2 separate regions of the Homo sapiens genome follow, and region 1 is linked to region 2. A link is a loop called in an ENCODE intact Hi-C map of the cell type or tissue named here. Cell type or tissue: PC-9. All regions are shown on one strand.

Region 1 (5,000 bases), 190 kb before region 2:
AGGCACATTCTTGTCCCTCCCTTCTCCATGATTCCACATTCAGGGGAGGGAGGAAGAAATGATGCAGGGCTTCTATCGATAAGAAAAATACCTTGAGAAGGATCACTTCCTGAGCCCCATGGACAGCTGAGGCACAGCCCAATCCAAGAAGGCTCCTTTTGGAATGAAAGAAATGGATACACACAGACCTGAGATTCATGGTCTTGAAGCAGTGGCAGAAGCCCCGGGCAATCCCCCCAACATTCCAACTAAAGCCTCTCACCTTTCAGGGTCCAACTTAACTCATCCTTCCATTCTCCAGAGTTATCTGACCTCCTCCTCAGCCCTGATTCCATGGCTACACATGGCCTTCACAGGAGTGACCCACCTCAAACAAGAGGCCTGTGGGAGATAGAAGGATTCCGTGAGGAGATAACATATGCAGACGTGAGGTCACCCACACACAGTTCACTTCCTTTCACAGATACGATGATCCAAGAATCCCAATTCTTAGGATTAGAAGTAGCTCTCAGAGGGCATTCAATCCCCAACAGCCCCCTCCATGCTAGATCCCACCCCTTCTTTGAGGCCTCAGAGCTTGGTGGCCATTCAGACCTCCTGGCTACTAACAGCAGCAACAATTCCTATTGCCTACCACCATTACTACCTATTGCAGGGGGCAGAGACTTGGAACTGATGAGAACGAGGGGAGTGGGTGGGCTGGGGTCTGCAGAACCCTGTGCTGTCTATAAGGCAATTTCGACTCAGCTCCAGCCCATGGAACCATGAAGAAGTAAACCCAGTAGTGAAAGGTAGTATGATTTTCAAGAGAAGCTGAAAATTGAGGGCTGGGCACGGTGGCTCATGCCTGTAATCCCAGCACTTTGGGAGGCCAAGGCAGGTGGATCACCTGAGGTCAGGAGTTCAAGATCAGCCTGCACAATATGGTGAAACCCCATCTCTACTAAAAAATACAAAAATTAGCCGGGCATGGTAGCGAGCGCCTGTAATTCCAGCTACTTGGGAGGCTGAGGCAGGAAAATCACTTAAACCCAGGAGGCGGAGGTTGCAGTGAACCAAGATCGCACCACTGCACTCCAGCATGGGACACAAGAGTGAAACTCTGTCTCAAAAAAAAAAAAAAGAAAAGAAAAGAAAAAAGAGGCCAGGGGTGGTGGCTCACGGCTGTAATCCCAGAACTTTGGGAGACCGAGGTGGGTGGATCACAAGGTCAATGATTTCTGTCCTAATCATTCTACATGCATTTTTATCTGACAAGGTCAGGAGTTCGAGACCAGCCTGGCCAAAATGGTGAAACCCCATTTCTACTAAAAATGTAAACATTAGCCGGGCATGGTGGCACGCAACTGTAATCCCAGCTACTTGGGAGGCTGAGGCAGGAGAATCACTTGAACCTGGGAGGTGGAGGTTGCAGTGAGCTGAGATTGCGCCATTGCACTCCAGCCTGGGTGACAGGGCGAGACTCCATCAAAAAAAAGAAAAGAAAATTGACTCTTTGTTGAAACTCTCTCTTTTAAAATATTGGCAAATAATTCAAAAGTTAAGGAGGATGGATATGGGCAAATAAAAACAGGTCTGGGGCCCATATCTGGGACCCCCAACATACCATGTGCCCACTGTGACTATCTCACAGGCACAGGCACGACAGTCACTATACCTGGCCCAACTCTTGGCAGACCATGTCAGGCAAGGAGTGCCAAGAAGACACTTCTCAGGCTGCCCAGGCCATGCCTCACCCTCCCCTCAGTGCTCTGCCTGCCTCCAAACCTCAGCCAGGACATTCCCCTCAAGTGCCTGCCTCTTCCTCCTAGACCAGTTCAGAGATCACCACCTTCCATACATCAGTTCAGCCCACTGTGAATGGAGAACTTCTCAGAACTGCCACCACCTTCTTAGCCCTGAGGGTCGTGCTCCCAGCAGCATCCCATGCCTACATCTCTGCTTTCTATCCTAATCATTCTACGTGCATTTTTATCTGATCAACCCTACCTAAATTGCTAAGATCTAAGTAGGGCCAGCCAAGTTAAGTAAGACAAAGGAAAAATCCAAAGAGGAATATTCAGTCAGCAGAGAAGAGACAGATTTTTTTTCCTTCTAGCAGGGCACTCAGCTCACCTGAAAACACTACAGGTCCTGTGCCTTCCACAGACAAATCAGCAACATCCTTAGCCCCAAGCCCCAAACTTGGCCAACGTGGCACTGGGCTTGTGGTGGGAGTGCCACCTGGTGGCCACTCTGGAACAGAGCCGAGTCTTAGCAAAGACCAAGTGCATCTCTGCTCTCTGTTCTAGTCATACATTCTACATGCACTTTTCTGTGATAGACACTCCCCAGACTTTCTGGAGACAAACTTCTCCCTCCCATTCCTATGCCCCTAATCCATCTCTGAGCCTCTATTCTCACTGTCCAAAGCCTGAGGCAGGGCAGAATCTCATGGATGTCACATAGAATCCATCTAGACTAACAAAATCTCCTGACTAGACATGGCTGGGAGGCCAAAGATGAAGTCTCAGCCTGGATACTGACTCAAGCAAGGCCCTGACCCAGTCCAGGCCTCTGTTTCTTTGTGTACAAAATGAGAAAGAAGAGCTAAAACTCCATCTCTTCTCCTGGTCTATCTTCTCTCTGTATCAGAGAGAGACAAAGCTTTCTCATTCCATCTTCTGCATTTCCTTCTATAGGATGAATTAAATATGCTTTTAAATGATGTCGGCCAGGCATGGTGGCTCACGCCTATAATCCCAGCACTTTGGGAGGCCGAGGCAGGTGGATCACCTGAGGTCAGAAATTCAAGACCAGCCTGGCCAACATGGTGAAACCCCGTCCCTACTAAAAATATAAAAATTAGCTGAGGATGGTGTTGTGTGCCTGTAATCCCAGTTACTCAGGAGGCTGAGGCAGGAGAATCACCTGACCTAGGAGGTGGAGGTTACAGTGAGCCGAGAGTGCACCATTGTACTCCAGCCTGGGCAACAAGAGCAAAACTCCATCTCTAAACTAAACTAAACTAAAATAAAATAAAAATAAAGTGATGTCTATAGGAGAGAAGATGTCCCAGGACCCTCCCAGCTCTGATGTGATCCTTGGGCCTGCTGAGGCCACTTCAGTGAGGAGATACACATGCAAAAGGGTGGTTACCCACAAACAGTTCACTTTCTTTCATGAATATAATGATCCAAGAATCTCAATTCCTGGAGTTAGGAGTAGCTGTCAAAGGGGATTCAGTCCTACCTGAGAGCCACTCACAAGACTCCTTATGGTGGCCATGCAGGTTCTGCTTACATACCTCCAGTGATGATGAGCTCCCTCACAAGCCAGCGTTGCCCATCTTGTTTAGCTCTGACACAGAGCTTTCTTCCCCAGTGGAAGACTCCCAAACAGTGGTCCTAAATCTGCCCTCTGAGGCAACAAGGACATGTCTAATCTCTCTTCCTGGAATACGGCCCTTCAGTGATTTCACAGAGGTCACATCCTTCTAAATCGGCTCTTTATTCAGGGTAAATAACTCCAGTTTCAAATAGATCCCTCATGGGGCTTTCCTTGAGAGGCTCTCTAATCCTGGTTGATTTCTAAGACACGATCAGTCCGTCATTTAGCAAACTTTTACTGACCCCTCCTAGGTGCTAAACAGTCCAGATTGTGTCTCTCTCTTTCAAAGATCAGGCCTCAGATCAGAACACAACACCTAGTGTGGAGGCTGAGCAGTAAAGGGCTGAAAGACTAGCTTCCTTCCTCCTTATTCTAGCACCTCTAAAGGCACTCTTAATGGGTTGAGACAACACGTTGTTAAATCCTCTTGATCTCAGCCCAGGGTTATCCCTGGGCCAATTCTCAACCATCAGTAGTGGCTCTCTGGGATGCTCATTTGAGAAAGATTATTGAATCTGGGCCCAGGAGAAGAAATGAGACTCGATTCTGCATAAGAGCAATTAATTTTCTGGTCCCCCTTGGCCGGGCGCGGTGGCTCATGCCTGTAATCCCAGCACTTTGGGAGGCCGAGGTGGGCGGATCACGAGGTCAGGAGATCGAGACCATCCTGGCTAACACGGTGAAACCCCATCTCTACTGAAAATACAAAAAATTAGCTGGGCGTGGTGGCGGGCACCTGTAGTCCCAGCTACTCAGGAGGCTGAGGCAGGAGAATGGTGTGAACCCGGGAGGCAGAGGTTGCCGTGAGCCGAGATTGCACCACTGCACTCCAGCCTGGGTGACAGAGTGAAACTCTGTCTCAAAAAAAAAAAAAAAATTTCTGGTCCCCACTGCAGGACCTTAGACTTTCTTTGCTTCTGTCCTTGTTAGGGTTACTTCATTGTCTGGGCCCTGATGCCATCTAGAACATTCACTGGCCCAGCTCTGAGTGCCTGGCATCTCTGATACACATACTCAATATCCACTTATAGAAATTGAGGGAAAACGTCAAACAAGGCACAACTGACGCTCCAAGAAGTTAGGTCATATGTGGAAAAGCAATCTAAACCTCAATCTGACTTAGAAGCCTAAGTCCCCTCCAAGACCTGAGCTGCCACTCCAAAGGTAAGTGGTTAGGAGACCCTTCGGCCAGCCAGGCACAAGGCCCCAGGTGGGTGCACTGATGGAATCATGCTGACACAATCCCACCCAAGCCCTAGAAAGGCCACTTCCCCAGCATACAGGAAGCACTCCTCTGTACATGGGGCTAATAATATCTAGTTTTCAGAGTCGCTATGAGGATTAACTAAGATGGCACATGTGAGTGCCTAGCTCAATGCCTGGCACAGAGAGGATGCTTGATAAATAAGCACTACTGTGCTGTGTAATGTACTATTAATATTAGCTAGTTTTGCCAAGATAGAGTAGGCCAGTGCCTGGGTTGCCACGAAAGCATTTCTAGCATAGAAGTTGAATTCTATTCCCAGCGATCTCAGAGCCTATGAGAACGAGACAGGCCCAGGCCCAGAGGAACTAGGGGCACAGCTGAACTGACCTGAGCCCAGCCCAGGGCCAGAGGGGACCCCACCTGC
Region 2 (5,000 bases):
CCTTAGCCCTACCCCTTCCCCATAGGGTGGCTATGAATGTAATTGGGGAACACCAGAAGAGCCAGATGTCAGAAGCCCTGCTGCTTCCTGTCCCTCTCTCTCCTCGAAATTTTGGGAAGAACTAGGCAGGACTGAGGTGAGGGGGAGGGAAGACCTAGACATGGCCAGGAAGCCTCTGTCAACTGCATTTGGTGCTCGGACAAGTGAATTTCGCAGAGGTGATCTCTACCCACCTGTCAGGACTTTGCATGTGGGGGCAGAGGCATCAACCCAGCAAGACACCTAGTAGCCTGGCAAGTTCCGAGCAAAACGTTAAACAGGCATGAAAGGAAAGGAGCTGCTCATTGTCCAGGAGGGCGGAAGTAGAGTCCTCCAAGGAGGCATCACTGCCTCCTCGATCCAGTCCAGCAAGGCGTCCCAGAGGCAAGGGGACCTGCTGTGGCTTCCCACGACCCTGCCGTCACACTGAGGCACCTTGTGTCCCTGAGCAGAGTTACATGCTCCAAGACTCCCTGGAGCACGTGCAGCTGTTTGACCTGATGAGGAGGATGTTAGAATTTGACCCTGCCCAGCGCATCACACTGGCCGAGGCCCTGCTGCACCCCTTCTTTGCTGGCCTGACCCCTGAGGAGCGGTCCTTCCACACCAGCCGCAACCCAAGCAGATGACAGGCACAGGCCACCGCATGAGGAGATGGAGGGCGGGACTGGGCCGCCCAGCCCCTTGACTCCAGCCTCGACCGCCAGGCCCCAGGCCAGAGCCACCCAATGAACAGTGCAATGTGAAGGAAGGCAGGAGCCTGCAGGGGAGCAGACTTGGTGCCCAGCTGCCAGAAAGCACAGATTTGACCCAAGCTATTTATATGTTATAAAGTTATAATAAAGTGTTTCTTACTGTTTGTAACCCCTGGTACCAGTGTGTCCATCTCCAGGCTCCTTGCCTTCCCCTTACCTGACCTTATTAATAAAGTCTTTCTTAGCAGTTCAGCTTGTGGAGAGCTAAGTGTGAACTGGGCCAGGCACAGAAGAGCTAGGCAGGGGTAAGACCAGAATTGGGGACATCCTCTGGGCCCAGGCTGCTGAGCAGTCCTAGATGGCACCTCTGCCCTGCTGGCTTCTGTACCTCTCAGCCCCAGAGAACCTAAGGGAATCAGCCCACCGTGGCTAGCCAGGTGGGGTCTGGTTTTCCACAGCCTGCCAGTCCCATTACTGGCCAGGACTTTAGGCTGTATGTGCCCAACAACTATGGCCTGCTGAGGGCAGGAGACGAGTGGGGCGGGTTCCTAGGCTGGGACAGACAGCACCTCATGACAGCCTACAGAGCAAGTCACACGGCACAGGACTCAGTCAGTCATTCAGCTTTATTTCAGTGCTGGTTTTTGGTTCCCTAAGAGCTGCATGAGTGCTAGGCTTCACCACGTGACTGGGGGCCCCTTGGGAACTGGGTACTATGGGCAGGATGCCCCTGAAAAGAACTGAAGACAGAGGAATCATACTTCTCTTTAATACCTCTGGGGAAGGCCCAGGCTAAGGATGAGGGCAGGGACCAGTCCCAGTGCCCCCTGGGGAGAGAAGAGGGAGAAGCTTGGGCACAAACTCCCAGTGGCCCTGCAAGGCTATCATCCCTGGATCTTGCTGGAGTGGACAGTCTTCTGGGCCAGGGTTGTTCTAGCTTGTTTCTCACTGTACCTAATCAGGGGGCCTAACTGCATTAACAGGCAGCCAGAACCTACCTACCAAAAAGCCTGTAACCTAGACTGCTCCTCAGATTTTGGCCAAGAGAGGGCCCCGGCTTGGGAGCTGCTTGGCCCTGAGAGTGAGCAGAGGCTCAGAGAATACACAGCACAAGGGTTACAGTCCCTGGCCTCTTCCCATCGCTGGAGACAATTTAAGACTGAAGGGAAGATGAGAGGAGGGGCCAGCCCTCTACCCTGGCTCATCTGCTTCTGGCTATGTTCCTACAAGGGAAGTGATAACAGCCTGAAACCCGTGGTACCAGGGCCTACCCTATGTCCACAATCCTTGGTGAGCCCTTCTGTCCACCCATCCACCCGCTCAGCCAGCCTGGGCAGACACAGAGCAGAAGCAGCCTGAAGCCCTGAAGCAGGCTTAAACACAAGTCCTTGACAGGAATCCCTGCCAGGATTCCAGGCATAGATCCTGTTCTACCAGCCTCCAGGGCCTAGAGCTTGGCACCTTAGGATTTGAGCATCAGTGTGTTCCTATGGTTGGAACCCACACCAGCTAGCTCATCCAGAACTAGCCTCATTTTGCCATCTTTGAGACAGGGTGCTGGCCCCAAGCCTACTCATCTAGACTGGACAAATGTAAAAGGTTCAAAGCCCAGATGATGTAAGAGCTGGGGTGGAGCTCAAGCACGGGAGCCCATCTGCCTGCTCTGGGATGACAGCTGCAAAGGACCGTTTCAGGGGAAGGGCAGAGGGGATGAAAGAGTAGGTGGGGCATGTATGTGCGGGCAAAGGGCTGGAGGAGTGGTGGCCTAGGACAGAAGCACCAGGAAGCCTCTTCTGGTTCAGCACCAGGCTCCCCCAGGGATATCCCCATCTGAGGGGTCTGGCCCCAGACTAGGCAAAGGCTCAACCTGCTCAGCTTTGAGGGTGGGGGCGGGCACTGCTGGCAAGATGGGCACTGTGGTTCTACAGTAATATAACCTTATACTACCTGTGCTGAAGACGACAGAACAACATAAAATCCCAATACAGTAACACCATCCTAATGCCGCCCCCTTCCCTACCTCTGAGTGATGGAGGGAAAAGGAGGGAGAGATCCTTGGAAAAATCAGCATAAAACTTGGATCAGCTCAGGAGTAAGGGTCAAAACCCCCCAAATCAACTTGTGGGGCTAGGGGAAGGCCTGGTCTGTCACAGCCCTGGACATGAATGGAGAGTGCAGGTCTGCCCTCTGGTGGACAGCTGCCGTGCAGCTGGTTCTACAGAGGAAGGGCTGTCTGCGTGGGGAAAGCAGGGGAGACACAAAGCCACAAGCTCTGAAATAGAGCAGGTACAGGCCCCCAGACAGGACCTGGCCCACTCTTCAATGTGTGTGCCCAGGCCCAGTGGCTGTAAACCTGAAACACAGTCTTGAGAGCTGCCTACGGCTGTAAACAAAGGCCCACCTGGCCGTGCAGGGGGCTGAGGGTAGAGATGCCTGGAGTTGCTGCACGCTCAGCCTGCCACCCAGCCCGGAACCCAGTGGGAAAGACTTCCCTGGCTAAGAGCAAGTGACAGGTCAGTTTTAAGTAAGTTCTGTTCTCTCACAGAAGAAACAAACCCAAAAGAGAAAAAACTTTAACAAGGTCCATGAAGCTTCATATCCTTAAGGCGTTTGTTATCAGGAGCAGCAGGGGACAGCAGAGTCCTGCCTGCGCAGGAACCCTCTAAGCAGAGTGCAGTGGGATAACAAACTTGCAGCCAAAGGGCGAGTGGTAGTTGATGCCCACCTCCTGGAAGACCTGCTGGGGAATGCCAATGTCGCACAAATAGATACGGCCTGCGTGCTCCCCCAGTGGCAGAGGCAGGCCCAGTGCCAGTGACCATTTGGCATCAATGCCCTGTTCGACTTCATGCACAGGAGGGTCTATGCTGAGTACTGGTGCCCGGTTCTGGTTGGCCCAGGCCACAGCTGCCTTGTACCAGGGTTGATCGCGCAGGAAGACGTTCTCAGGGCAATCCAGGCAGTTGATGACCAGGTCCACAGGGCTAGTGGGCAGATCTGCAGGTGGAAAGAGTGCCATCTGAAAGTCCCTATGAGCAGAGAGCAGCCCAGGCTGGGACTAGGGCCCAGGTCACCCCAAGGGTGTCTTTGTTTTCCAGACACCACTCGAATGCCTCTCCAAAGGCTGGCCTTCTTAAAGCTGGGCCAGGGCACAGGCCCTAGGAGTTGCAAGCTGGCTGGGCTGAGTGCTAGAGACCAAGTGCATGTCAGCCCAGCAGACCACTGCCCTCCTGGAGTTCTCAGGATGAACCATTGTCGTCCTGAGTGTGCAGAGCTTCTCAGGGCACAAAGCCCTCACCTCCTCTGCCTTCTCAGGCATGCCTCTGTATATCCAACTAATGCCCTGGGCACCTTATGACCTCTGGGAAGGCAGAGTCCACTGTCAAGGTGGCCATCACAGGGAAACCCCACTCAGGTCCAGCAAAAACAGGAGCTGACTGCTATCTGCTGACCCAAGAAGGGTGAGCAGGTGAGAGCATGCTTATTCTATTCCAGCTGGCCTACTCATTCTACTCTAGCAAGCCTGTCCCCTCTCGTACTCATTATCTCACAGGAATGGGTCCTCCACTCAGCCCAACCTTAATTAAGAATTAAGAGGGAACCTATTACTATTCTCCCAGGCTCCTCTGCTCTAACCAGGCTTCTGGGACAGTATTAGAAAAGGATGTCTCAACAAGTATGTAGATCCTGTACTGGCCTAAGAAGTTAAACTGAGAATAGCATAAATCAGACCAAACTTAATGGTCGTTGAGACTTGTGTCCTGGAGCAGCTGGGATAGGAAAACTTTTGGGCAGCAAGAGGAAGAACTGCCTGGAAGGGGGCATCATGTTAAAAATTACAAGGGGAACCCACACCAGGCCCCCTTCCCAGCTCTCAGCCTAGAGTATTAGCATTTCTCAGCTAGAGACTCACAACTTCCTTGCTTAGAATGTGCCACCGGGGGGAGTCCCTGTGGGTGATGAGGCTCTCAAGAGTGAGAGTGGCATCCTATCTTCTGTGTGCCCACAGGAGCCTGGCCCGAGACTTAGCAGGTGAAGTTTCTGGTCCAGGCTTTGCCCTTGACTCACTATGTGACCTCTGGTGGAGTCCCTTCTCTGGGCCATATTTGCTCTCTCCAATTCTTCTCCCTGCTGTTCTCATTTAAACCCATTCCAGTCAGACTCTGTCCCTACCACTCCACTTAAGACCACTCATCAAGCTCACCAGGAGCCTCCACAGAGATGCTAAATCCAGTGGTCGATTCTGTCTTCCTTTGACCTTAACCT

What was found. A loop is a pair of places that touch in the nucleus more often than their neighbours do. Peaks named below come from ENCODE experiments on the same cell type or tissue, not always from the same donor. Only the 100,000 strongest peaks of a DNase experiment are listed, where the experiment ranks them.
Region 1: it touches region 2 in a loop (14-fold over the local background); 6 of 110 quality-filtered maps call a loop at or near these places.

The regions. Positions count from the first base shown.
Region 1 is chr15:74,436,675-74,441,674 of GRCh38, forward strand. No RefSeq gene overlaps it. Among named protein-coding and RNA genes, the nearest start is that of SEMA7A, 5.2 kb to the left of the region's middle. In PC-9, a CTCF peak has its summit at 2,238 (motif pointing left); a DNase peak (open chromatin) is centred at 2,207.
Region 2 is chr15:74,629,216-74,634,215 of GRCh38, forward strand. It overlaps CLK3 (CDC like kinase 3), which reads left to right. Exons shown (of 13, transcript NM_001130028.2): 13 at 492-986. The coding sequence ends at 668. EDC3 (enhancer of mRNA decapping 3) reads right to left here. Exons shown (of 7, transcript NM_025083.5): 7 at 1,343-3,731. The coding sequence ends at 3,397. Among named protein-coding and RNA genes, the nearest start is that of CLK3, 16 kb to the left of the region's middle. RefSeq lists enhancers at 110-610, 2,816-2,875, 2,936-3,085. In PC-9, CTCF peaks have their summits at 1,803 (motif pointing right), 2,920 (motif pointing left) and 3,120; no DNase peak of the experiment used is centred here.